Regions from separate parts of the Mus musculus genome. Here regions 2, 3, 4 and 5 are each linked to region 1. Evidence: chromatin loops called from intact Hi-C (ENCODE). Cell type or tissue: left cerebral cortex. All regions are shown on one strand.

Region 1 (5,000 bases):
GGTCCTCACTAGTGAGGAGACTGGAGGAGTTGAGTGCTTTTCACACTGGACAGAGTGGTCACGGCTTATGTTCTCTGCTGAGAAGGAGCCCTGGGCCTGGTCCCTCTGCCACAGCAACCTTCCCTATGCCTTTTCCTTTTCCAGGAAGCTGAAGTTGCAGAGGTTAAGCCCCTCAGACACCCATCCCAATCACTTCTGGCCCGGTCACCTTCTGGACAAGCTGAGGCTCTACCTGCCTACTGTGGCCAAGGACCAGAGCCTGGCGATCTTCAGCTGTGTGGAACACAAGCCCCCTGCTTACCCTGCCATTTACCACTCTAAGAACTACTGGCCCATGAAAGACTTTTCTTATATGACCCATGCCTATTATGATGCAAACAAGGTGTACTCCATCAACTAGAGTGGATTGCAGGATGCTGGACCAGAAGACAGTGCAGCCAGAAGCCCCCAGCTGCAGTCATGAGATATCAACGAGCTATACGGAAAAAAAAAAACAAAACATTCCCAGGGAAGGTCCGGGGATGTGTCCCCTGATGCCACAGTGGGGTGTGGATGTGTCCACACACACATGCTGCTTTCCTATCTGTCATGACCTCTGCCGTTTTGAAATAAACTAGGTTAGAGCTGAACTAACCTTCACTAAACTAGCCTTGCTCGTGTGATTTCCTGCTTACGGGCTGGAAAACTTGAAGTGTGAGTATGTAAGAGACAGATTCCCCAGGACACCTCCCACCTCTCATCCTGGGATATTAATGCCTACAGGGACACAACAGACAGCAAGAGAGTCCTCTGTTAAATGAAGTAGCATGTCCTCAGCTGGGGAGGACTGAGGCCCCCAACCCCTGTGAATCTTCAGAAATCAGAGCCATACTCTCTAGTTCATGGGCCTTCTGTATAATTCACTCACTCACCTTTCTCTTTATGTAATGTACTCTGTAAGGTGCCATTAGCCACACACTTCCATGTTCCATTGGCCTTTACATAGCCTGTAGGCCAAGCAGCATTTGGGAAGGGAGGGCAAGACACAGACACAGGAGAGCAACAGTCCTGCCCTGCTGTTTGTGACCCAGCCACTCCAGACAAGACACTCTACTTACCTGGGTCTCTACTCCCCTTTACAGCAAGCACAAGGGTTGGGGCAGCATACCCAATTCAGCATTTGTCCCCACCTCCTGGAGCCACTGTCAAGATCACCAGTGGCATCTCTTCTGTCTGAGTTTGTACAAAGTTTGAAAATTTTTTAATTTAGTCTGCTGGGCAGTGGTGACACCTTACATCTCAGCACTTGGGAGGCAGAGACAGGAAGATCTCCAGCCAGCCTGGTCTACAGAGTGAATTCGACCACAGTCAGGCTTACACAGAGAAACCCTGTCTTAAAACAAAACAAAACAAAACAAAGGGTGGGACTGGGGTGGGGCCTGGAGAGATGGCTCAGCAGTTAAGAACACTGATTGCTCTTCCAGAGGTCCTGGGTTCAATTCCTAACCACATGGTGACTCACAACCATCTGTAATGGGATCTGATGCCCTCTTCTGGTGTGTCTGAAGACAGCTACAGTGTGCTCATATACATAAATCTTTAAAAAATGAGATTTATTCTATGTGATTGAGTGTTTTGCCTGCATGTATGAGTATGTACCACATGCATGTAGCGCCTACAGAAAAGGGCATCTGATCCCCTAGGGCTGGTGTTAACAAGGTTGTGAAGCAACGCTTGGTTCCTGGGAACTAAATGCCAGTCCTCTGAAAGAGCAACAGTGCTCCACCAAGCCACCTCCCCAGCTCAGGTTTGGTTTTATTTCCTCCTAAGATTATAGAGTTTTCACAATGATCTGTAAAACAAAAGATAAGCAAAATAGACTAAACTCGACCTACCTCTGCTTCCCAAGTGCTGTTATTAAAAAATGTGCACCACCACACCCAGCCAATAGACTATTTTCTTAGCAATATTATCAACCTATCACTTTTTTTTTTCCGAAACAGGGTTTCTCTGTGTAGCTCTGGCTGTCCTGGAACCCTCTCTGTAGCTCAGGCTGGCCTCGAACTCAGAAACCCGCCTGCCTCTGCCTCCCAAGTGCGGGGATTAAAGGCATGAGCCACCACCGCCCGGCTAACCCATCACTTATTAATACATTAGGTACATACCATAAGTAGAGAAGATTTAAACATACAGAAGTCGCGAGGAGGCTCAGTAGCACTTCATAAGCAGGGGTTTGCACATCTGTATATTAGGAAGTTTTAGGACATTTGCTCAACCAACCGCCTAAGGATCTTCGAAGAGTCTCTGTTTTGCTACCTCCCAGCCTCAAGGAGGCACCCTCGGGAACCAACAATTTAAAAAGCTATTGGGCTTCCACTTAGGGCGGAAATAAATGCCCACCTAGCAGGTCTTAGCTCAAAAAAAAACAAAAAACCCAAATTTCTTAAGTAGTCCCAAGAGAAAAATAAATTTTAGTTCACTCTAAGATGTTAATGTCTACTACAGAACACTAGTCCACTAGGGTTTTTTTCAGTATCATTTCTCAGGCACATCTTAGTTTTCTTTAGAGGACCCAGAGCCGGAAGTGCTTCCCTTTTCTCTGCCAGGACCTAAGACTCCGTCCCATCATACCTTGCGCGCCGCCGCCGCCTCTTCCTTCTTCCTCGGCGCTGCCTACGAGGTGGCTGCCATCTGTTTTACGGTGAGTCTGTATCGGCGGCCATCCGCCGCCCGCGGCTTCGACGGGACCCCGTCTCCGGGTGGGGAGGCCTCGGCGGCGGCCTCCGCACCAGCGTGGTAGTGGCGAGCGCGCGCGGGCCTGGCCACTGGCGCTGCTCCGGAGTCTGCCCGGGGGCCGGCATCGGCCAGGGCGGGCTTGCTGCCATGCGGCCCGAGAGTTTCGGACGGCACCCGCCGCTTTCTGCTTAGCTTGTTAGCAGCCTTTTTCTGCGGCGAATCCGAAATCTTAAGTCAGGGAGCTGCCGCCGCTCGCCAGTGAGCAGAAATGCTTTCTGAAGCGCAAGCCCGGCGGAGCAGGTTGTCTGCGCGGGGAGCAGAGAAGGCACCCTTTGGTTGGTGCTCTGAGACGACCGGGAGGGACAGACGGACTGGTGGCGTGTTAGGAGTGCATGGTGGCTTTGCGTATTTAAGGGCGCAACACTTCAAACATAACGAAGCTTAGTGGAGCGGGATTTGCCGCTCCTTCGCCACCAGAGAGACCTGGCTGGGGTTCTGTAAGATCGGTTGCGGTTCTTTGAGGTTCGGAGTGGGTGAGATGAACCACTGACCTCTTGGGATCGCGTCTGGAGAGTAGCTAGTATTCTTCCAGCTTCGGAAGCAAGAGGGAGAGCAAGCCTAGCAGAGGTACCCATTCCATTCCCAGTTTGCTCGGTAGCTGGTGATTGGAAGACACTCTGCAACATTACTCACTGAAGGCCTGAGACGCAGCCCCACCTCCCAGTTTCTTTACTAACTTGGGTCTGACTTTTGTCAAAAGGCATCATGGCTGCCCTCCGGCCTCTGGTGAAGCCCAAGATCGTCAAAAAGAGGACCAAGAAGTTCATCAGGCACCAGTCAGACCGATATGTGAAAATTAAGGTATGTGGTTCTGGGGTGGGGGTTAAGACCTGAGCACACATTTCTCGTTATCGCTTGTCTCTGCATTTTAAAAAGTTCATTTTAAAGATGACACTTTGTTTTATATTTATGCGTTTGAAGGGCAGGGAGAATCACTTTAAGGAGTTGATTCTCTCCTTCCTGTCTTGTGGGTCCAGGTCAGATTTAGTTTGTCTGACAGCAGGCACTTTTAAGTCATCTCTGCACCCTGACCCTGTATTTTAAAGATCTTTGGGGTTTTGTCTGCACACCAGGCACATGCATGCATGGAATTGAACCTCTGGAAGAGCAGCCAGTGCTCTCAACTGCTAAGACCTCTCTCTGGGCCTGCAGATCACCTGTTGGCTGGATGGGCATGCACACCCAGCAGTTCAGCAGTTAACTGATCCCTCCTCCCTACTTAATTGCAATGGAAGATGATGTTGAAATTCCAGTGCAAGTGCTAGGGATGGAGCCCAGGGCCCTGTGCATGCCAGGCAGACACTGCTAACTGAGCTACACCTCGGCCTTTGGTGTGTGTTTTATGACATGACCCCCTTGAATTCTGTCCCCTTCCTGCACACACATACAAGAGCTGCCAGTTTGCACAGAGACTAACTTGCCTGTGTGTCTTCAGCGAAACTGGCGGAAACCCAGAGGCATTGACAACAGGGTGCGGAGAAGGTTCAAGGGCCAGATCCTGATGCCCAACATCGGTTATGGGAGCAACAAGAAAACCAAGCACATGCTGCCCAGCGGCTTCCGCAAGTTCCTGGTCCACAATGTCAAGGAGCTGGAGGTGCTGCTGATGTGCAACAAGTGAGTTGGGCCCCTGGCTGGGAGTGTGCCTGCCTCCTGTGAGACTGAGGCCACTGCAGTGGGCATGCTTATGAGGAAAGAGGACGTGTTCCCTTGGTTGAAGCCTGAGACTGGAGAAGAAGGTCTTTTTACAGTGGGTGTTCAGTGTCCTTTATGGTCCTGTGTGGAACACTGCTATAGTGTCATGAGACTGCAGGGGCCTGTGTCTAACCTGGGACCTAAGCTGTGCTTGGCTCTGCTCTGACGGGTGGATTTGCAGAGCAGCTCAGGTCTTTTGGGGCTGAGGTAGAGAAAAAGTCTCCAGGCACAGCTGTAGAGAGAAGGTTGTGGGGTATTCTGGGTACTTTGAGCAAGTTACAACCCTTGGTGACCTCTGAGATGCAAAACCAAGGCCTCTCAGGAAATACTCTTGACATTGGATATGAGGGTGTGATGGGAATAGTTTATTTTTCCCAAGTAAACTAGGACTGCAGAGAGTGTATGTGTTCGGGGTTATAAGGATTTGTTTTCTGAGGTGGTTGTCATGCAGATGGAGGAGTCCTATGGGGAGATTATGTTGTGCATTTAACCAGGCCTTGAAGTGCTACAAGTTCATTTGGAAGGATGGA
Region 2 (5,000 bases), 210 kb after region 1:
ATACAGAGAAACCCTGTCTCAAAAACAAAAACAAAAAACAAAACAAAAAAACAAAACCATCTAGGTGTGGTGGCAATTAATTCTTGCATGGGAAGGAGAGGTAGGCAGATCTGAGTTCAAGGCCAGCCTGATACATATAGAGAGTTTCAGGATATACACAGAGAGACTCTGTCTCAAACAACAAAACTGTAAACAAGCAGAGTTTTAGAGGTTATTTTCTAAGTAGCTTGAGTCTGCTTTAAAGGCCACTGTGGTAGGAACACGTCCTCCTGCAGACGGAAGGGAGTAAGTACCCATTCACTCATCCTCAACAGAGACGTTCTAGTAGCGATGACCTGCAAGCACTGTTACAGGACTGCCGAAAAGTTCCCATTGCTGTGATAAATCACCAGGACCTAAAGCGACTTTGGGAGGAGAGCTTAGACTTGTAGGTATCTTCTACTTAAGTGTCTTACTCCATCACTATGGGAGGCCAGTGCAGGACTCCAGGCAGGAGCTAATGCAGAAGCAAGGAGAGTGCTGTTGACTGGCTTGACCCTCTTGGCTTGCTCAGCCTTTCTTACTGCACCCAGGACCACTAGCCCAGAGGTGGCACCACCCACAGTGAGCTGGGTCCTCCCACATCAGTTATCAACCAAGAGGTTCCCTCTTCCCAAATGATGATGTCTCATGTCAACTTTGTCAAGTTAACACAAAACTAGCATATGCATACACACAGACACACACAGACATACACAAACTGCAGTTTTCTGATTACTACTTAACATAAACCACCTGGGACCTTGGTACATGGTTCAACCCTTAATATCTTAAGTCGAACAGAACTCTTCATAAAGGTATTAGTTCTAGGAGTCTGCACTAATGAGAAATAACAAGGTCATTAAATGCTTACCACATATCCAAACTACATCTCAATTTCTTAATTTACTGAAACCAACTAAAGTCTGTATAAGCCGAGGCTCCTTTAATCCAAAAAGCTTGGGCTCAGGAGAGTCTTTAATTTTTTTTGTACTTTACAGTATTTTCATGTACATAAGGTCTTGGGGATAGTACAAGAGTCTAAACACAGAATTCATCATTTCACATATGCTTATACACATACCCTGAAAAAGTTCTCTGTGTAGCCTTTGCTGTCCTGGACTCCCTCTATAGACCAGGCTGGCTTCAACTAACTGAGATCCACCTGCCTCTGCCTCCCAGTGCTGGGATTAAAGGCGTGCGCCACCACCGCCCGCCTTCTATTTAGGTATCTTAAGAGTATTGGATTTTGGAGCCTTTTGAAATTTGGGTTTCCACAGTCGGGATTCTCACAAGCCTTACTTCCCAAGCTGCACCTCCTGAGCATGCAAACTCACAGGACTAGACCCCAATGACAGCCACAAGCTCGTCACCAAGTTAGTACGTTGCTACTCAACCCAACTATTTTTGTTTCAAAATAGTAGTCACGGAATAGTTTTCTGCTTTCCACTTCGTCTAACAAGCCGCCTTTCTGTTCCTAAATGGGTGTCGCTTTACCTCTGGTGGCCTCGGTTTCCTGCATCTCGAAATGGGACTCTTCGGAGGCTCAGTGGTGATGCTGGATAAGAAATGCGACCTGCCCGTGTTTCCCCGCAATCGCCCTCGCTCACTCTCTGCAAGTCGCGGTTGCAGCAGCTCTTGCCGCTCTAGCCTCTATGCGGCCTTCCTGCGCGTTATCCGCGCTGTCCGCCCCCCGCCACCGCCCGCCTCGGCCCCTCGCCTCCCTCCCTGGCTGCCCCGCAGCGCCCAAGGCCCAGAGGGGCCGCGCACTCACCTGCAGGTGACCTGCTTGGTGCTCATGGCGGCGGGGCCACGGGCTGGAGTCGCACTGAAACCTCAGAGCCGCCAGCGCCGTGGCCCAGCCCGGCCCCGCCCCGCCCTTCCCCGCCCCGCCCCGCCCCCCGCGGAGTCGCGTCACTCCTGCGCGCGCCACCCTCGTTCGTGCGCTACTTCTAAGGTGCCGCCCGGAAACCTAACCACCATCACAATGGGTTCCGCCAGGGCCTGGAGCCGGAAGGTCCCTACTCCTTAGTAGTCCGGATCCCAACTTTCTGAGGCTAAGGGTCTGAGCATGTCTAGTATACTGAATTTACCAATCATCTGCGAGGCCCTTACTTCTAGGGTTCGGCCCCCATCTCTCAAGGCAGTCTTTTAAGATGATGATGATGATGATTGATGATGTTAATGATGATAAAAGTAATTTTACTATTTATCTTTATTTTATGATATGAGTGTTTTTGCCTGCATGTGTGGCTGTACACCAAGTGGAATGCAGTGCTGGTGCAAGCCAGAAGAGGGAGTTAGATCACCTGAAACTGGAGTTGCAGACGATTGTGAGTTACCATGTCGGTGCTGGGAACTGAACCCTGGTCCCCAACTAAACAGCCAGTGCTCCTAACCACTGAGCCATCCTCTAGTAAGAATTTTTATTTATTTATTTATTTTTGGATAATTTCATACATGTGTACAATGTATTTGATTATATCCACACCAAATATCCTCTCCCCGTACTGATCTTTTTGTGTACATACATACATACATACATACATGCATACATACATACATACGTACATAACTCAAGGCAGGAATCTGGAGGCAGACACTGAAGCAGTATGTACATATATATAATTTGGATTTTTGCAAACTACAGTTGTGTTATCAGCTTTGAAAAAGTGTCTCCTGGTTTATTGTGTTGAGTTGGCATTGTATAGAAATGAACAGCAGGGGGCTGGAGAGATGGCTCAACGGTTAAGAGCACTGACTGCTCTTCTGAAGATCCTGAGTTCAAATCCCAGCAACCACATGGTGGCTCACAACCAGCCGAAATGAGATCATGAGATCTGGTGCCCTCTTCTGGTGTGTCTGAAAACAGCAACAGTGTACTTACATATAATAAATAAATTTAAAAAAGAAGAAGAAGAAAAAATGAACAGCATAGTACTCTGGAAACATTATGGGTATTCTTTTCATTTTATAGAGGTGGTACACTGTAAAAACAGGTAAGGACTTCTGAATGCTCAGCTCTAAATAGAACATGTGTGCCAATACCCTGACCTTGCTAGCAAGGCTCTGAGAATATCATGGAAGGGGGAGAAAGAATGTAAAAGCTGGAGGGTTGGGAGAGTGCCATGGAATGCTGTCTCCCGACATGACATAGCTTTAGACTTAGGAACACTCAGTAGCTGTGGCTACCTACAAAAGATCTGCAGAAGACTGTGCCCACGGCCAATTGTGGTAGTGCATGCCTGTGATGGTTTGTATGTGCTTGCCCAGAGAATGGCACTATTTGAAGGTGTGGCCCTGTTAGAGTAGGTGTGTTAGTGTGAGTGTGGGCATTAAGATCCTCATCCTAGCTGCCTGGAAGTGAGTCTCCCACTAGCAGCCTTAAGACAAAGATGCAGAGCCGGGCGTGGTGGCTCACGCCTTTAATCCCAGCACTCAGGAGGCAGAGGCAGGTGGATTTCTGAGTTCGAGGCTAGCCTGGTCTACAAAGTGAGTTCCAGGACAGCCAGGGCTATACAGAGAAACCCTGTCTCAAAAAAAAAAAAAAAAAAAAAGACAAAGATGTAGAACTCTCAGCTCTACCTGCACCATGCCTGCCTGGATGCTGCCATGTTCCTGCCTTGATGATAATGGACTGAACTTCTGAACCTGTAAGCCAGCCCCAATTAAATGTTGTCCTTTATAAAACTTGTATTGGTCATGGTGTCTATTCACAGCAGTAAAACCCTGTGCTAGGCCTGACCATGCTTTTGTTTGGAAGAATATAGATTTGGGGACTTTGGATTTGGAAAGCAGTGGAATGCTTTAAAAAGGGATTAGTGGGTTATCCTAGCAGGAATACGGAAGACTTTGTTACTGAGAGTGATTTGAATTGTGCTGACCTGGCCCAAGAGGTTTCAGGGGAGAATTTCAGTTTGTGGGCTAGAGACTGTTTTTGTGGTATTTTTGGTGAAGAATATGCTCTTGTCTGAAGAGTCTGCCTGAGGCTAAAGTGAAGAGACACAGATTGATTGCATTGACAAAGGAAGCCTCAGAAAAGCCCATCATAGACTTTGTTTTCTGGTTAAGCCTCATGAAGAGCATTTTAAACAAGTGCAGCCAGCTGATAATGGAAAAATATAAAAATATATGGTTTGAGTATTAAAGGGGCACCAGGAAGTGAAATGGAGCTGAAGGATATTAAATTGAATTTAGGGGGTGGTGACTTTGTGGCAAGATCCCACCCAGCTAAATTTAGATCCAGTAGCAGAAGCCTTTAATCCCAGGAGGCAAAGACAAGCAGATCTCTGAGTTCAAGGCCAGCCTAGAACAGAGCAAGTTCTAGGTAGAGAAAAACCTTTTTTTTTTCTTTTTAGGGGGAGTTTTTCGAGACAGGGTTTCTCTGTGTAGCCCTGGCTGTCCTGGAACTCACTCTGTAGACCAGGCTGGCCTTGAACTTGGAAATCCACTTGCCTCTGCCTCCCAAGTGCTGGGATTAAAGGCGTGTGCCACCACCGCCCGGCAGGTGAAGAAAAACTTAAATCCAGGTTTGGTGGCCCACACCTTTAATCCCAGTGTTTAGGAGACAAGCATGCAGATCTCTGAGTTCAAAGTCAGTCTACAGAGCAAGTTCCAGGATAGCCAAGGTTAGGTAGTGAAGGAGTTAGAAAACAGAAAGCTAGTTAGTGATAATGTAATAGAACATGGGGCCATGTTCCAGCCCCAGCAAGCAGCAGAACTTGGCAGCTTTGGCCACATGGCTCTGGCTTTAGAGTCCAGAATTAAAGGGACTACTGGGAAAATTGATGCTGGTTATCTGGAGCTAAGAAATTAGTGGTGATTTAGAAGAGGCCAGCATCACTGAGGTGAAATCTTCTGGGAAGTGTCTTCTGAGAGCACAAAGAAGCTGTGTTCCAGAGATAGCCAAGGTTGTACCTCATGCTGCAGCTGGACTTGGTAATGTGTAAGAGTCACCCAGGGGGTACTGGTTTTGAAGGCAT
Region 3 (5,000 bases), 190 kb after region 1:
CCAGGAGACCAAATTCCAGATGTTCCAGCTAATTGACATTGCCCGACAGACAGCTCAGGGAATGGAGTAAGTACACGGTTTGGTGAGTCCTTGTGGCTTGAACCCTTGAGCTGCTTTTGTGGGACTGGATCGAGTGGCTCTTTGACAGCAGATATTCATGGATGGGAAGTCCGGAGTTCCCGTTTCTCATCAGCCTGACCGTCCACTCAGCCATGGCCTACAGGGAGATACCCTTTCCTCACCGGCACTTTTCTCAATTACAATTCAAAAAATTTTTTTAAAATTATGTATATTTATGTGGATCTTTGTGTAGGTATGAGTGCCAGTATTCAGGAGTCCCCCTGGGGCTGGAATCAGTTGTAAGCTGCCTGACACCCAAACTGTCTCTTTTGATTATCCATTTTCTTTCAAAGGTCATCTCTAGGGTCTCTGCTCCCATGGTGTGGAGTGACCAGGTGACCACCAGGCAGTGCTCTTTAGCTTTGTTTCCCAAGTGCCCTTATGGTGAGGGTGCAGAGCTCCTTAGTGCTTACAGCCAGGTGACTGTAGTTGGTGTGTTACAAAATAAGTGCTTCGTTCTGTCTTAAAGTCATGCAGAAGCCAGATAGGTGGTGCATATCTTTAATCCCAGCATTCAAGAGGCAAGTTGCATCTCTGAGTTTAAGGCCAGTATAGTCTATAGAGCAAGTTCTAGGACAGGCAGGACTAAATAGAAACCTTGTCTCGAAAAACTAAAGAACAAAAAAATTCATACAGAACTCTAAATCATAAGCAGCACAGGTACAATTCAAATACCATACAAATTATTTTGGAAGTGTATGGCTTGGGGGCTTTTCTGTATCCTATTACTACATTCTGTGTTCTTACCGCCCAGAAAAAAATCCAGCTCACAGCCATCCCCGGCCTCTGACAATCTGCCTTCCCACTTCTGGGTTTGTCTTGGATAGGCAGAATGTGAGGTGAAATGCCTGGCTTGGTTTGCAGAGCAAATCCAAGTTTCAATATGCAGAGCACAGTGCTACCCACCAGTTAGCTGAAGGGCAGTGAGGTGGTTAACTGAGTGATTTTTCTCCTTCACAGCTATTTGCATGCAAAGAACATCATCCACAGAGACATGAAATCCAACAGTATCCTTTGGTATTGAGTTCTCAGCTTAAGGACCCAAAAGGGCCTTTTTGCACACATGGTTCATGGTGCCAGAATGGGGAGAAGGGGACTTTTAAAGGAAAATAGAAATATAGTTGAGAAGCCAAACATGGTGATCATGAGAGTTCCTTAAGGTTTTATTATTATTTTTTTTAACCAACAGTGATCTGGAAATAATTCCTTCTGAGGCGATACACACTTGAAATAGACTTGAACTCAGCCTGGTTAGATTATCCAGAATATAGCTTGAGAAGGTTATTGCATCTATTTCTATTGAGCCTATGGAAGGTGTAAGCCTGCATACAGATGGGAAAGTATCTGATGCATGTATCTAATACCAACAAGTCATAAGTGATTGCTGCCTCCTGCTCACTTTTCAGACCAGCATAATGTCAGCCATATAGTAGACCAATGTGATATTTTGTAGAAGAGACATGAACAAGATCCCTTCAAACTAAGTTATGACACAAGGCTGGAGAGTTAAAGGTTTACTGTTGATCTTTCTAATCAAAAGCAATTGCTTCTGGTGGTCCTTATGGACAGATACCAAAGAAAAAGGCATTTGCTAGGTCAGTAGCTACACATCGTATATCAGGAAGTATGCTAATTGCTCAAGTAAGGACACCACATCTGGTATAGCCTGTCACTTTTTACAGTCCATCTGTCTTCTGTACTGGCCATGAATCACCACCCCTGCATCTTTCAAGTCTTTGATGGTAGCACTGATTGCTGCAATTCTGCCAGGGATGTGACACTTTTGGTTCCCATCCCTGGCAGAGACCCTGCTAAAGGCTTCCATTTAGCTTTTCCCAGGGGAAACAGTTTGAAGGCCCACTGTAACTATTGTGAGTCAGACTTCAACCAAAATTCCACTAATCACCTGACCTCCTATTTTTAACTCAAAGGACACAATATTTCTTAAGGTCTCCTGGAATTAGCATCTTAGAACCAGTATCCCAGAATTCCAGAAATTTCAAAATGGCTACTTTCTGTTAAATGTACAGAAGTCAGCCTAGAGGCCACTGTTAGAAATAGCATCTCCTTACCAACTGCACCTTTCATGCTGTAAGATGGCACATGGCAGGGTGGTTAAACTCAGCTGTTCTGCATGGCCAATGAGCTATGCTTATTCGGTGGCCATGACCTCCTTTCTTGAGGTCATTCTTTTTCGGCAGCTAAGCACTGGGCCAAGATTTAAGGCTTGAATTCCAATAAATCAGCAGGTCACAAATCAGACCAAAATTGCCTGTTACCTAGCAGTAAGCTGACAGAAGTCACAATGTAGACCAGTTGGGTGGTAAACCTGAGTACCAAATGTAGGCAGAGGGGATAAGCAGTGTGGGGCCCTGTAATTGAGTGTGCGCATGCCATCGTTCCCTGTCTCCTGAAAGATTTAGTAGTGAAGTGAAGGAGGCCAGAAGCACTGTTATAAACAGTATAAACTGTCAGTCTCCTTAACAAGCATCGAGATATATTTCTCCATGAAGGCCTCACGGTGAAAATTGGAGATTTTGGTTTGGCAACAGTGAAGTCACGCTGGAGTGGTTCTCAGCAGGTTGAACAGCCCACTGGCTCTGTGCTGTGGATGGTGAGGAAGCTGGCCCCACACAACATGATGGAATTACTGGGCCAGAGTAGGGTGCAAAATTTGACAGCATTTCTGCACAGCCATGGGGGTCTGGTTGATCTGTGGTGTCAGTTAGCTTAAGGCAAAACCGCATATCCTGGCAAAGCAACAGAGGCCAGCGCCTGTGGGGTTTTGTGGGAGGAGCTACCCTGGGCTAAGGACTTGAACTTCCTTCCTGACTAGTTAAAATAGCCTGGTTCCTCAATGTCTCTGGAGGTCATTCCCTAGGGATTAACACACTTCATCCTTACAGGCCCCAGAAGTAATCCGGATGCAGGATGACAACCCGTTCAGCTTCCAGTCCGACGTGTACTCGTACGGCATCGTGCTGTACGAGCTGATGGCTGGGGAGCTTCCCTACGCCCACATCAACAACCGAGACCAGGTGATCTGCATGGCCGGGCGACACAGTGAGGGGCTACTTAGTCCTGGGACTCTCCTTCACAGACTCCTTTGTTCAACTGTTTCTTCTTTAGATCATCTTCATGGTAGGCCGTGGGTATGCATCCCCTGATCTCAGCAGGCTCTACAAGAACTGCCCCAAGGCAATGAAGAGGTTGGTGGCTGACTGTGTGAAGAAAGTCAAAGAAGAGAGACCTTTGTTTCCCCAGGTTAGAGAGCTCAGTTGAAATATAACATTCTAAGGATGTAAATGTGGGCCAGGATTGGGTCGGTGGAGAGAGGACCTCCACAAGCTCTTGGTATGGTTGGGGAGATACCAAGTTTCCAACTAATGAGACCACGTGGGGCCTTGTTTCAGATCCTGTCTTCCATCGAGCTGCTTCAGCACTCTCTGCCGAAAATCAACAGGAGCGCCTCTGAGCCTTCCCTGCATCGGGCAGCTCACACTGAGGACATCAATGCTTGCACGCTGACTACATCCCCAAGGCTACCAGTCTTCTAGCTGATGATGTAGCTGTTCTTAGGCCACCAGGGGACGAAGAAGAGTCAGCAGGCACCACTTTCTGTTTCCTTGGGGGCAGAATGCATGTTTTTGGAAAAGCTGCTGCTGCTAAGGACCTAGACTACTCACAGGGCCTTAACTTCATATTGCCTTCTTTTCTACCCCTCCTGCCCTGGAAATGGAAGCTGTCCACCAAGAAAGCCTGCTCAGCTCCAGAGGTATACAAGTCAGCTGAGTATTTGTAGGGCAAGTGGCCTTGGAGAAGGTAGGGCACTCCGGCTGCTGCAGGGACATGCAATTGGGAACTTGGCTCCTTGAGCCTATATGGACAGTGGTGCAGTGCCAGTTTTGCACATGGAGTCCTGGCCACCTGGGGGAGCCTGCTTTGGTACTACAGAACTTTGTGGACAAACTGTGTCTAAGGTGTCCTGTGTGGATGGCTTTCCAAGCGCGGTGCTCCACCTTTGGCAGCCTCCCACGTGCTGAATCTGTCTTCCAGGAGCTGCCCCTATGGGGTGGGCCGCGGCCCAACCCTATCTGTAGCCACATCCTTGTCTGTAAGAAAGCCAGGAATACAGGTTTTCTTAATGATTTTGGGTTTTAATTTTGTTTTTATTGAGCCAATACAGTTGGTTCCTTATGTTATTTTAATAAAATAAATTAAATTTAGGTTTAATGGCTACTGACTCCTTCAAAACTTGCAGTGCAGTTTCTTGTGCAGACAGAACTCAAGGAGCCCCCTCTGCAGTTCATGAACAACCAAGTGAAAAGCACACAGGTAATAACAGGTTTTCTTATAAAAATAAATTCAGGTTCAGGACAAATTTGCTCTTTCTTGCCCCCAGTTCTTAGACAGAGGAGTGACTGCTCCTGTTTACCACAAAAACAAGTGTGGAGCCTACTACTTTATAGGGGAGAACAAGCAATCTGTGAGTCCTGTGTCTTGTGCTCTTAGTACAAGGGGAGGGTAAGATGGAGTCTCCCTGGAGATCTTCACAACTGCACACACCTGTGACTTGAGACACTGGAAGGAACTCAATAGCCACCCTCACAGCTGTAAAAGTCTACACTATGGTACAGCAGCACCAATATGGCCAAATGTGTTCTCACTACACAGCTGCATCAATTCCAAGGCTCGACAACTCTATTAGAGATGATCACTGCAGAGGAGCCTTCTACAGGGCTGGCGATGTCTTGGCAAGGAAAAAAAAAAAAAACCAGATCTGCTGCAAGTTTACTGTTGCTTAAGGAAGAAAGTCACAAAAGAAAGATGGCAGTCAGGTTTCATTTAAAAGCACTCAATTAAAACAGCTGGACCACATA
Region 4 (5,000 bases), 130 kb after region 1:
ATTTACATTTCCAATGCTATACCAAAAGTCCCCCATACCCACCCACCCCCAACATTGCCACTTCTGAACTGGAGAATGCTCTAATACCGTCACAGCTGGCTTTAGCCTTCCCTCTCCCCTGCTTCTTCTGAAACATCTCCATTTTTCCCTTCCTGATCCAACACCACCTATTCATTTTTCAGACTATTTATCAGCCCCTGCCCCCAAACTGCCCAGCTCTGCTTGCAAGCTTTACCTAATTAACCCTAACATTGCCTATCAACAAACTAGGTCTCCAAGGTGGGAGACATGCAATCCGGCAGGATATAAAATGTTTCCCCAAATTCCACTCTTAGATATATACTCCAGAAAATGAAAAACGGGGATCTAGAGAGATGGTTCAGTGGCTAAGGGCACGTGCTTCTCTTGTGGAGGAAGTGAGTTCTATCCCTAGCACCCACGGACACAGCTCACATCACCTGTAAATCTGGCTCCAAGGGATTCAACGTCCTCTTCTAGATCCATAGACACCTGCATTGATATGCACATGCCACCCCTCTTACCATATACACACAGCTAAAAGTAAACCTTGAACGGAATGAGCACTTAGCCAGGAGCCCACCTTCAATTCCAGCACTCCAGAAGGAGGGGCTGACACATCTCTTGAGTTTCAGGCTGGCTTGGTTTTCATAGTGACTTTCAGGCCTGTCAGGACTACAGAGTGAGAGCTTGTCTCAAAAATCAAGTCCAAACCAAACCAAAAAAGGAACACGAGCAAGGCAAGTACATATAACACTCACTCTAGTCCCACCACTCACTGTAATGGCGAATACTGACTGCCAATTTCACAAGCTTCAGGGGCTCTCTACCTGTGGGTCTCAATCCCCTTTTCTTTCACATGGGCAATCTAAGATCATTAAAAAAACACAGATATTTACACAACCATTCATAACAGTAGCCAAATTACAGTTATGAGATAGCCACAAAACTAATTTTATGATCGGGGTCACCACAACATGAACTGTTTTAAATGGTCACAGCCTTTGGAAGGTTGAGAACCACTGCTGCAGCATCGCCTAGGAGACACACTTCTGGGTGTGTCTTTGAGGGAGCGTCTAGATTGGGTTGTTATCAGAAGACCCATTCTAAAAGTGACACTAATCCATAGGCAGAGGGTCTCAGACAGGAAAAGGGAACACAAAGGAGCAGTGAGCTAAGACCTGAGTCTCTGTCCTGACCATGGGGAGACACAACCATCAGCCTCCATCTCCTGCCATCATGGCTTTCCCACCATGATGGACTGCGTCCTTCAACTGTCAGCCAAAATAAGAAGCCCTTCCTTTCTTTTATTATTATGATTTAATCTATTTATGTGTATCTGTGTACTATGTGTCTGGTACACAGAGATCAGGAAAGGGCATTTGATCCTCTGCACCTGGAGTTATGAGTGGTTGTGACTACCATGTGGGTGTTGAGAATTGAACCTAAGTCCTCTGCAAGAGCAGCTGGTGCCCTAACCACTACCCAGTGGTTAGCCATTCCCCTTTGGGCCTACCTCCCCCCCCCTTTTTTTTAACCCTGCATTTGTCCATTATCTTGTCACAGAAACCAGAAAAGTAACCAATACAAAAGCCAAAAGATGGAAAGAACCTAAATTTCCATGGTTATCCTAGACAGAAAATCTGGTGTAAACTTCTGATGAAATAGTTTAGCTCTAAAGAGGAGTGAAGTATTAGCACACATGTGTTACAGATGAACTCGGAAACAGGCTAAGTGAAAAGACTTAAATCATAAAGGGCCCCATACTTTATAAGTATCCACGCACACAAGATAATCTAGAAGTCAGGTCTGTAGTAGCAAAATGAGTATTGGTGGTTGCTCTGGGTGGGAGCTAGTGAGAAACTAAACTGCTTAGTGGGTAATTTTATTTCAGAGTAATGGAAATGTTTTGGAACCAAAGTTGTGGTTACACAATACTGTGAACGCACTAAATGCCAAAAGATGTTTACTTATAAATGGTTACTTAAAAAAAACAAAAAAAAACTTGTCTGTGTATTTGTAAATGCGGTTGCAGGTTGCGCACGTAGCACCGGGTTCGAATGGAGGTCAGAGGATAACTTTCAGGAGCCTGTTCTCTCTTCCATCAGGTTTTACTCTGCACACTTTTTACTCTCTGAGTCACCTTGCGGGTCCCCAAATGGCTACTTGGAAAATACTTACACAGAGGTAGGAGAACCAGAGTCTGAGGCCAGCCTCAAATTAAGAGGGAATCTGGCACATGCTTTTAATCCCAGCACTCAAGAGGCAGAGGCAGAGCGATCTCTTTGAGCTCGAGGCCAGCCTGGTTTACAAAGTGAGTTCCAGGACAGACAGGGCTGTTAGACAAAGAAACCCTGTCTCGAAAAACCACAATAAATAAATAAAATTGAGAACCTATTTCAAAGAGGGGAAAAAAAAAAAAAAGCACAATTGACAATACACATTGCCCTCCAGGTGTCTATTCCACGGGGGCTGTACGAAGACGCACAACAGGCTTCAGTTTACGGTGGGCCATATTGTCGCATCAATTTTAATTTTTTTTTCTTTTTTGAGACAGGGTCTCATGCAGCTCATATGACCGTGAACTCCCGACCCTCTTGCCCTCACTTTCCAAGCGCTGGCATTACAGGTGTGCAACACCATACTTTTAGTTTTTGGTCAACTTGGTGTACTACAGCGAACACTCCATCTACAAATGAGGAACCTGAGGTTTCACATAGCATGAGGGCTTTCCCACAAAACCCCTAGGCCGCCATTCTCCACGGATGTCAACTTCGGAGAGGAAGCACCAGAGCTGGAGCCCTGTGCCGTGTGTCACCAGGCGCGTCTGGCCCGCTGAGGGCCTCGCGGGTGGCCGGACCGCGGCTGCAGCCCAATACCACTGGCCTCCAACCAGAAACAGTCACTCTGCTACCACGGAGTCAACCCCGAAATGGCGGCCGCAGGACCGCGAGGCCACGCCCCCGGAGGCGGGGCCACATTCCAGGCTCGAGCGATAGATCCCCGAGCCGAGTTTTAAGCGGACTGCCGAGCCCAGGAGCTCGCGCAGAGGCAGTGAGCCCGGCGGCGCCGCAGGTCGTGGAGACGAGTGTCGAGCGCAGGGCTAGCTCGCCCGGGATAGCCTGAGAGCGTCTTCTTCGCGGGTGCTGGTGCCGCCATCTTGGATGGCGGGAGTTAGAGCCGAGCGGACTTGAGGCGGGAAGGCTTCTCTGTTGTTCTCCGCAGGCCCTCGGACGGGCCAGCTGGCCGAGCTTTGGGGCGCGTGCCCTGAGGCGCGGGGCGCTAGTGCAGCGATGCGGGGCCTCCCCGGGGCCCCGTCCCCCGGGCTGGGGACACGCCGAATGTGACCGCAACCAACGCGTTCTCTCAACCACCGCTGCCGCTGCACGACGGGACCCGGCACTGCCCGGCTCCCTCAGGTAGGCCACAGGGCTGACGGTGCGACCGTGGGGCGCAGGGTCGGCCAGGCCGCTGTCATCCTGGTGGCGGGCCGGGCGCGGGCCGGGTGTCATGGCCGGCGAGCCAGTTTCCACACCCCTGCTCAGATTTCCCAGTGTTTCTCGGAAACGTGCCAGCGCCACTCCGGTGCCCAGCGAGCATTCCTCATATTTTGGCAATGGGGGAAAAAAAATCCTCCCAGAGCTGCCCAGTGACTGTGTTGTCACTGGGATGGGCTCGTTCTTTTTTCTCTCGGGCTGCAGAAGTGGGGGGAGCCCGGCCTTGCACCTCCTCTCGGGCTGCTTCGCTTAAGTGACACCCTTTTAGGGAAGACAAGAGGAATCGGGGAAGGCAGCGAGAGAAACCGGTCAGGGTCCCGCCTCAAAGGCTTGCGACCTCGCCTGGGGCTTCCAAATGGGTGGCCCGGGATGCTCGCGATCGGGAGCCAGGCTGCCTTTTGTGTGAAGCGACAACCTCCCAGGCTTTTGCAGAGCCGGTGCATGGATGCAGAGTTGGGACACAAACGAGGTGACCGTGTTCATTCATTGTTCTCTCTCCAGGGCCCAGGGTGTGCCTCTGGTTTTCATTCTTTGTTAGGAGGGACAGTCGAATCTCTTCTTTCCCGGTTGAGACGTAACTGGGTCCTGGGGAATGGGCCAGGTCTGTGTATAGAAGTGGGGAATGAATTCAGGGCACGTCTGAATGCCTGCAATGCGTCCTGTGGGGTCGTTGGAGACTCAGCTCCTGGGGCGTGAAAACAACCGGAGGTGATAAGGCTTGTTTTCCCAAGTGTTCTTGGGATTTAGAACAGTTAGGTGCAGAGTCGAGAAGCCCTGAGGTTCCTTGCTTGCTTCTGCGCGGAGTTTGAAGGACTGTTCCGCCAGGTGAGGCAGAGGGGAGGACATTGTCGGCGGAGGGAACAGCTGGCACCAAGGCTCAGAGGCATAGCCTGCGGGAGTTGGGATGATTTGGGGGAGCAGCTAGTAAATGTGGGGTGCAGGAAGACAGACGTCAGGGTTCAAAAGGAAAAATTGATCGCTTGTGAAGGGTCTGTGTGATGGATAGTAATGAACTAGTTCATTTATTAATTAACTTCATGTTGTGAATGTTTAGTTCTTGCTGGTTACTGCTTTGCTCCCCTCCCGCTATGGTAGTGAACAAAATTTACCTTGTTAAGTCTTGCTAACCAGTTTTGGTAATTGATAGAAAATGTTTTGTGCTTGCTTGATCACTGGTTCCTATTTGGAGATACTCTTGCAGCTATTTCTAAGGTTAACACATTCCCCAAACAGACAGAAATTGGCAGATTATAGAAAGCACCTGAAGAAGTGTAGCATGAAAGTATTTTTAATTAACCCTATTTATGTAGTAGACTCTTTTCTTTGGACAGAGTCCCCAGGTTGCAGCTTTGTTAAGACGTCTGCAGCCCTGTGAACATTCTTCTTCTAAAATAGCTCCTTCGATTAAGGCTTATGCTGAAGTGGCTATTTGGAAGTGAAGACATCAGGAGCAGTGTCCAAATCTTTGGTGCTGTGAACCACTGA
Region 5 (5,000 bases), 200 kb after region 1:
TGAAGTCAGTGGGATTTTGCCCTGTCACACACGGCTGACATTGTCAGAGATGACCCACTGCATCAAGCTGATGATGTGTTTGCTAGGAGTAGAATGTGCCTATTCCGAGGGGAATAACCCCAAGAACTAGGAAACTTCCCAGCGAGGCCCAGCAGCTCAAAAGCCTTTTCCATTTGATGCCTTTTTTTCTCTCAAACCTGTTATGGGCCCAGACCTCATCCTTGTGCTATGTCTGAAGATGCTCTTGAAACCCCCAAAGTAGTCACTACCAGGACACAGCACCAAACAAGAAAGTGACACATGCCCACCATTAAAACACCCAGCTAGAAGTGAATAGTCGGTGACTCCTATGAAGAGGCAACTTCATGGGACAAAAGACTCCTCTGATGCTTTGCTGGGCTCAAAGTGGAGCTCAGCCAAGCTGTGGAGAGCCACCTCTGAAGCTCTGCAGCCTGTTTTCAGATCAACTCTAGACTCCTGGAGTGTCAGGAGTGTCGTGAGAAGGAGGCCTGAGAGCCCGAGAGCAGCACACCCAGAGGCAGCAAAAGCTGCACTTCACTCACTGCGGTCTCTGAGCACCAGCGTCTTCTTCTCCCGTTTTCCAGGTTCATTCGAATGTGTCCTCATAACAGATGTGGCAATGTCAGGAGAAGGGTGAGGACTATGCAGGCCTGAGGAGGGCGAAGGGTTGGGTGCAGGACCCACAGCTCCACCTGCTGCAGCTGGGGGCTTTGTATGATCATATCTGAACAAAACATAACAATGTGTCATGGCCATGCAGGCCCTAACACCTGCACCCTCCCCTCCCCTGCACCCCCAGCCACCAACAGCTGAACTCACTGAGGACCTGTTTCTGTACTCTCAACTGAAAGAGGCTATTGGGGCCATGTGTCCTGTTACCTATACCCACACCTGTATCCCAGTAGGACTGACAGAGACCCATCTACTGCCAAGGAAAGCCCTTGACACCCGTGCTACCATGACAGGCCCTTTGGTAGGAATCCTCAGGACACACTGATTGGGGGGGGGGGGGTGCATGAACAGGTGACCCACTCAAACTCTATCACTCTGCCAGACAGTGAGGACCAGATGGGCTCTGCTCACCAAAACATGGAGTACCTCACACTGTTCTAGCCTGGAGCAACAGAGCTCTGTGTGCATGAATGGCATAGCATCCACGCCAGAAGTCACCTGAGCATGAACCAGAAATGGCTTTCAAACCAATGGCATATCACCGTGTGACACACAAAACCAGTGAGGGTATTGTCTTGTAGCAGTGGGAAAGTCTAGGGTGTTCTATACAGGGTTTAAAGGTCAGACACAAATTATTAATATTCTAAATACAATTTTAAGTTAAAATCTCCCCATATTAAGGCCCATGATCAGGTAGGCATATGGCATACAGCTGTATTTCCACCATTGGAGATGGGGGCAGGAGACCAGAATTTAAAGCCAGCCTTGGCTACATATAAAGTTTGAAGTCAGCCTAGGCGGCATAAAACCCTGTCAACAAAAACCAAACAGCTCCAGTAACCACAGTCGTGGCAGCCTTGCCTGCAGCGTGCACCATAGGCGCAGTAGCCCTTCTGGTAGTATTTGCAGATGGTGGACGGCTTGCTGTTCGCCAAGTCATGTGAGAACAGGCACTGGCTGCCTTCGCGACATACGCCATGCATAAAATACCTGAGAAGCCAAGTACAGGAGAGATGAGTTATGCCTTGGAGGACTCACGAGCACTACACACCAAGCGCCCACAGTGCACTCATTTTCCATGATTTTGTAAGACCTAAGATCAGCTTTGTAGAAAAATTACCTCAAAAGTTTCTATCTTGAGGGGTTAAGAGCACTTGCTGCTTTTGCAAAGGACCCAGACTCTATTTCCAGCCTCTATACCACAGCTAACCACCATCTTCAACTCCAGGCTCAGGGGGATCTGATGCCCTCTTCTGGCCTCTTTAATCACTGCGTGCATGTGGTGCAAAGACATACATGCAAGACATACATACATTCATACACATAAAATGCTTTTCAAACCCTTCTATGGAGAAGCTCTTGCTTTATGTTGAATATGTAAGATATCAGTTTTATAACTGGAAAAACATGTCAGGAAAGAAAACCCGCCTCCCCATTCTCCTGGAGTTGTTAAAAAAAAATGACTGAGAAAGTCCCAGGCTCAGCCAAGTCCCCAAAGCCCTCTTCCTTTTCCTTGCCGTTTCACCTGTCCATGAAGACAACACATACTGCCTCACAATGCTGCTGTACTGATCCCCAAAGAAGACAGTGGCATTGGAAGTCACGAGTGATGCTGGGCATGGTGGCATTTACCTGAAATCCTAGCACTCTTAGGAGACTGGGGATTTAGCTCTATCGGTAGGGTGCTTGCCTAGCATGTGCTAAGCCATGAGTCCTACTCCTAGCACAGAATAAAGCAGATGTGGCAATGCATGCCTATAATTCAAGCACTAGGAGGTAAGAGCCAGAAGGATCAGAAATTCAAGGTCATCCTTAGATGCATAACAAATCTGAAGCTAGCCTGCACATGACACCTAGACTTAAAAAACAAATAAACAAACAAAAAACCAAGGCCAGCCAGGGATACACAGTGAGCCTTTGTCTCAAAAAACAAAACAAAGGAAAAAAAAAAAAGAAAAAGAAAAGGAAAAAGTGCACAAACCTCATGAAATGTATGTACATATGGGATATTATTCAGCCTTAAAAAGGAAAACATTTCCAACTCATGACATGAATGAGCCTTAAGGACATTGTGCCAACAGATTCATGTAAGGTACTTTGAATAGTTAAATTCACAGAAGCAGAAAGCAGAGCGACTGTTGGCAGTTAAGGGGGAAGACTGTGGGGTTCAGCATATTTGTCTAACATGTAGAGCTCCAGGGATTGCTTATATGACTAAATTATCACATTATCCAGTATCCTCCTGGGTTTCTACTCTTATGATGAACACCAGGACCAGAGCACTGTGAGTTAGAAAGGGTCTATTTCAGCTTTCAATTCCCAGGTCGCAGTCCATTACTGAGGGAACGCAAGGCAGAGATGCTGCTGACTGGTTTGCTCAGCCCAGTGAGCTGGATTCTCCCTCCCACACCAATTACTAGTCAAGAAAAAGCAATAACAGGCTTGCCTTCAGGTTAAGCTGGTGGAAGCATTCTCAACACTTCTCTTCCCATACAACTCTTCGCTTGTATTGACAACAAACTAACTAGTACACACAACATTCTTTTTTTTTTTTTAAAGCCATATACAGGATCTCATTTTGGTTAAAAATATCATAAACATAAACTAGTGAGCTAAGAGTGGTGATCCACCCAAGTATTTAATTGTCTAGGATAAGGGGCAATGGGAGAGGGAGAAGAGGGTGGAAGTAGACAGGGCTAAGCTCAATAAATATGCAAAGGGCAAAAGCTCTCAAAGCTGTTGATGCTGACCACAGGCTGCCGGAACCCAGGCATTTGACATTTTTCTTTTTACAGTACCTGCCCTTCCCAGTGTTTCTACTGTGAACATATTATATAACTGCCTTTGTAGTAACAGAAGGCTGACATCACTTTTAAATGAGTGGGTGCAGTGTGAACTGCTCCGCTCAGCACAGCTTTATTCAGGCTCCCCTGAGTGCAGCTCTTACTAAGGCCTATAAAGGACAGGACAAGTGGCGTTAGTCACACTGATGAAATCTTCCGAGTGAAGGCTGAAGGGTGGGGAAGCAGAGAGACAGGAGACACAGACACAGCTGAGGGAGGGCAGAGTTCTCAAGCTCATGTTAAGTGGAGATTGGAAGGTAGCTCTGTGTGGGGTGAGGCAGGGGCAGGCCTGCTGGGAGCCTTGACTGGAATCACACTACCAGAGCTCACCAGGTCACCTGGTCAGCAGCTGTAACACTGCTGGCTCAAAATGAGGTGCCCGGGAAGCTGAAAGGCACACGCTTAGGCTGGGATTTCTGGAGACTGCAGAACATTCCCTACTGTGGTACAGTCAGCCTGCAGGCACACACTGCAGGGACACACTGCAGGGACACGCTGCAGGGAGAGGGGGCCTGCAGGAGAAGGTAAAACAGTCCCTTTACAAAAGGCTCAGAAATGCTTTTCTAGTACAGCTTTATTGGAACGAATATTTTTAAACTTATTTAAGAACGCAGCAGGCACTTGAGATGCTTAAGCCAGAGAATTGCCATAAGCTAAATGCCAGACTAGCTACATACAACAACTTGTAGAAAAAAGGAACACACACACACACACACACACACACACACACACAGGAATAAAATTTCCCTCATCAGGCAAAGTGGACCAGCAGACTGGACCCTGAGCCAGCCAACTGTGTTGCTACTGGCCTGCCTAGTTTATCTTGCCCTGCTCCTTTATGGTAAAGAACACTGTGAAAGTAGGCTTTTGGGTAGAGCCTCCTCACATTCCATTGAACAAATACAATGTGAGGCACATATGAAATGAGATCACATAAAGGGTTAACAGTGGCCATGAATGAGCTGACTCACCAGCTGATTCCAGAGAGCCATGACCTACAACTTGCCCTGTCCAAGCTACACAAGATGACTCCTTAGAACCTACCTGCCTCTTCTTCCTCTCAGTCCCAAAACTCAAAGACTGGATCACTGAGCACATCCACATTGACACTGTTGGCAAAAGCAAGGCCCTGCTCCTTGGAGAGCTGGCCCTGTGGTTAAACCAGCAAGGCAAAAGCCAAGCACAGACAGTCCAGCACCTGGCCTTTTCCACGACAGCAAGTAGACCAGACAGAGTACAGTGTCCATGACATTCATGACAGAGTGGGCAGGCTGCTGAAGATGCCCACCTCCTGCTTAGCTTATGGAGCAAGCCTGCATCTTTGCCTTGCACACCCATGAAAGCAGAAGAGCTGGCCAGGCCCACCTATCAACTTCCTTCCCCTGAGTCTCACCATCAAGATGGGAAATGGAAAGTTCTGAACTTCTGGAGAGTCACCCACGTGTCCCAGGAGACACTTTCCAA

What was found. Peaks named below come from ENCODE experiments on the same cell type or tissue, not always from the same donor. Only the 100,000 strongest peaks of a DNase experiment are listed, where the experiment ranks them.
Region 2: it touches region 1 in a loop (8-fold over the local background); 9 of 42 quality-filtered maps call a loop at or near these places.
Region 3: it touches region 1 in a loop (2.9-fold over the local background); 5 of 42 quality-filtered maps call a loop at or near these places.
Region 4: it touches region 1 in a loop (7-fold over the local background); 3 of 42 quality-filtered maps call a loop at or near these places.
Region 5: it touches region 1 in a loop (2.3-fold over the local background); 10 of 42 quality-filtered maps call a loop at or near these places.

What each region holds. Positions count from the first base shown.
Region 1 is chr6:115,806,378-115,811,377 of GRCm38, reverse strand. It overlaps Rpl32 (ribosomal protein L32), which reads left to right and starts at 2,635. Exons shown (of 4, transcript NM_172086.2): 1 at 2,635-2,680; 2 at 3,476-3,576; 3 at 4,211-4,392. The coding sequence starts at 3,481. Efcab12 (EF-hand calcium binding domain 12) reads left to right here. Exons shown (of 9, transcript NM_001110506.1): 9 at 145-649. The coding sequence ends at 400. It overlaps Snora7a (small nucleolar RNA, H/ACA box 7A), which reads left to right and starts at 3,275; the gene lies at 3,275-3,403. In left cerebral cortex, CTCF peaks have their summits at 1,575 (motif pointing left) and 2,307 (motif pointing right); DNase peaks (open chromatin) are centred at 2,344, 2,594, 3,325 and 4,293; H3K4me3 peaks cover 1,797 bases; H3K27ac peaks cover 1,035 bases.
Region 2 is chr6:115,598,806-115,603,805 of GRCm38, reverse strand. It overlaps Mkrn2 (makorin, ring finger protein, 2), which reads right to left and starts at 1,868. Exons shown (of 8, transcript NM_023290.3): 1 at 1,793-1,868. The coding sequence starts at 1,818. In left cerebral cortex, CTCF peaks have their summits at 1,455, 1,727, 2,289 (motif pointing right) and 2,882 (motif pointing left); DNase peaks (open chromatin) are centred at 1,632 and 1,972; H3K4me3 peaks cover 1,433 bases; H3K27ac peaks cover 757 bases.
Region 3 is chr6:115,617,943-115,622,942 of GRCm38, reverse strand. It overlaps Mkrn2 (makorin, ring finger protein, 2), which reads right to left. Exons shown (of 8, transcript NM_023290.3): 8 at 4,273-5,000. It overlaps Raf1 (v-raf-leukemia viral oncogene 1), which reads left to right. Exons shown (of 17, transcript NM_029780.4): 12 at 1-66; 13 at 1,081-1,127; 14 at 2,616-2,734; 15 at 3,027-3,158; 16 at 3,250-3,384; 17 at 3,534-4,374. The coding sequence ends at 3,677. Among named protein-coding and RNA genes, the nearest start is that of Mkrn2, 19 kb to the right of the region's middle. In left cerebral cortex, a CTCF peak has its summit at 2,148; no DNase peak of the experiment used is centred here.
Region 4 is chr6:115,674,673-115,679,672 of GRCm38, reverse strand. It overlaps Raf1 (v-raf-leukemia viral oncogene 1), which reads left to right and starts at 3,038. Exons shown (of 17, transcript NM_029780.4): 1 at 3,038-3,437. It overlaps D830050J10Rik (RIKEN cDNA D830050J10 gene), which reads right to left and starts at 3,705. Exons shown (of 1, transcript NR_152134.1): 1 at 1,306-3,705. In left cerebral cortex, a CTCF peak has its summit at 2,594; DNase peaks (open chromatin) are centred at 3,034, 3,710 and 4,116; H3K4me3 peaks cover 2,805 bases; H3K27ac peaks cover 2,569 bases.
Region 5 is chr6:115,606,264-115,611,263 of GRCm38, reverse strand. Mkrn2 (makorin, ring finger protein, 2) reads right to left here. Exons shown (of 8, transcript NM_023290.3): 2 at 1,555-1,683; 3 at 564-745. Among named protein-coding and RNA genes, the nearest start is that of Mkrn2, 6.8 kb to the right of the region's middle. In left cerebral cortex, a CTCF peak has its summit at 1,945 (motif pointing left); DNase peaks (open chromatin) are centred at 1,959 and 3,592; H3K27ac peaks cover 1,483 bases.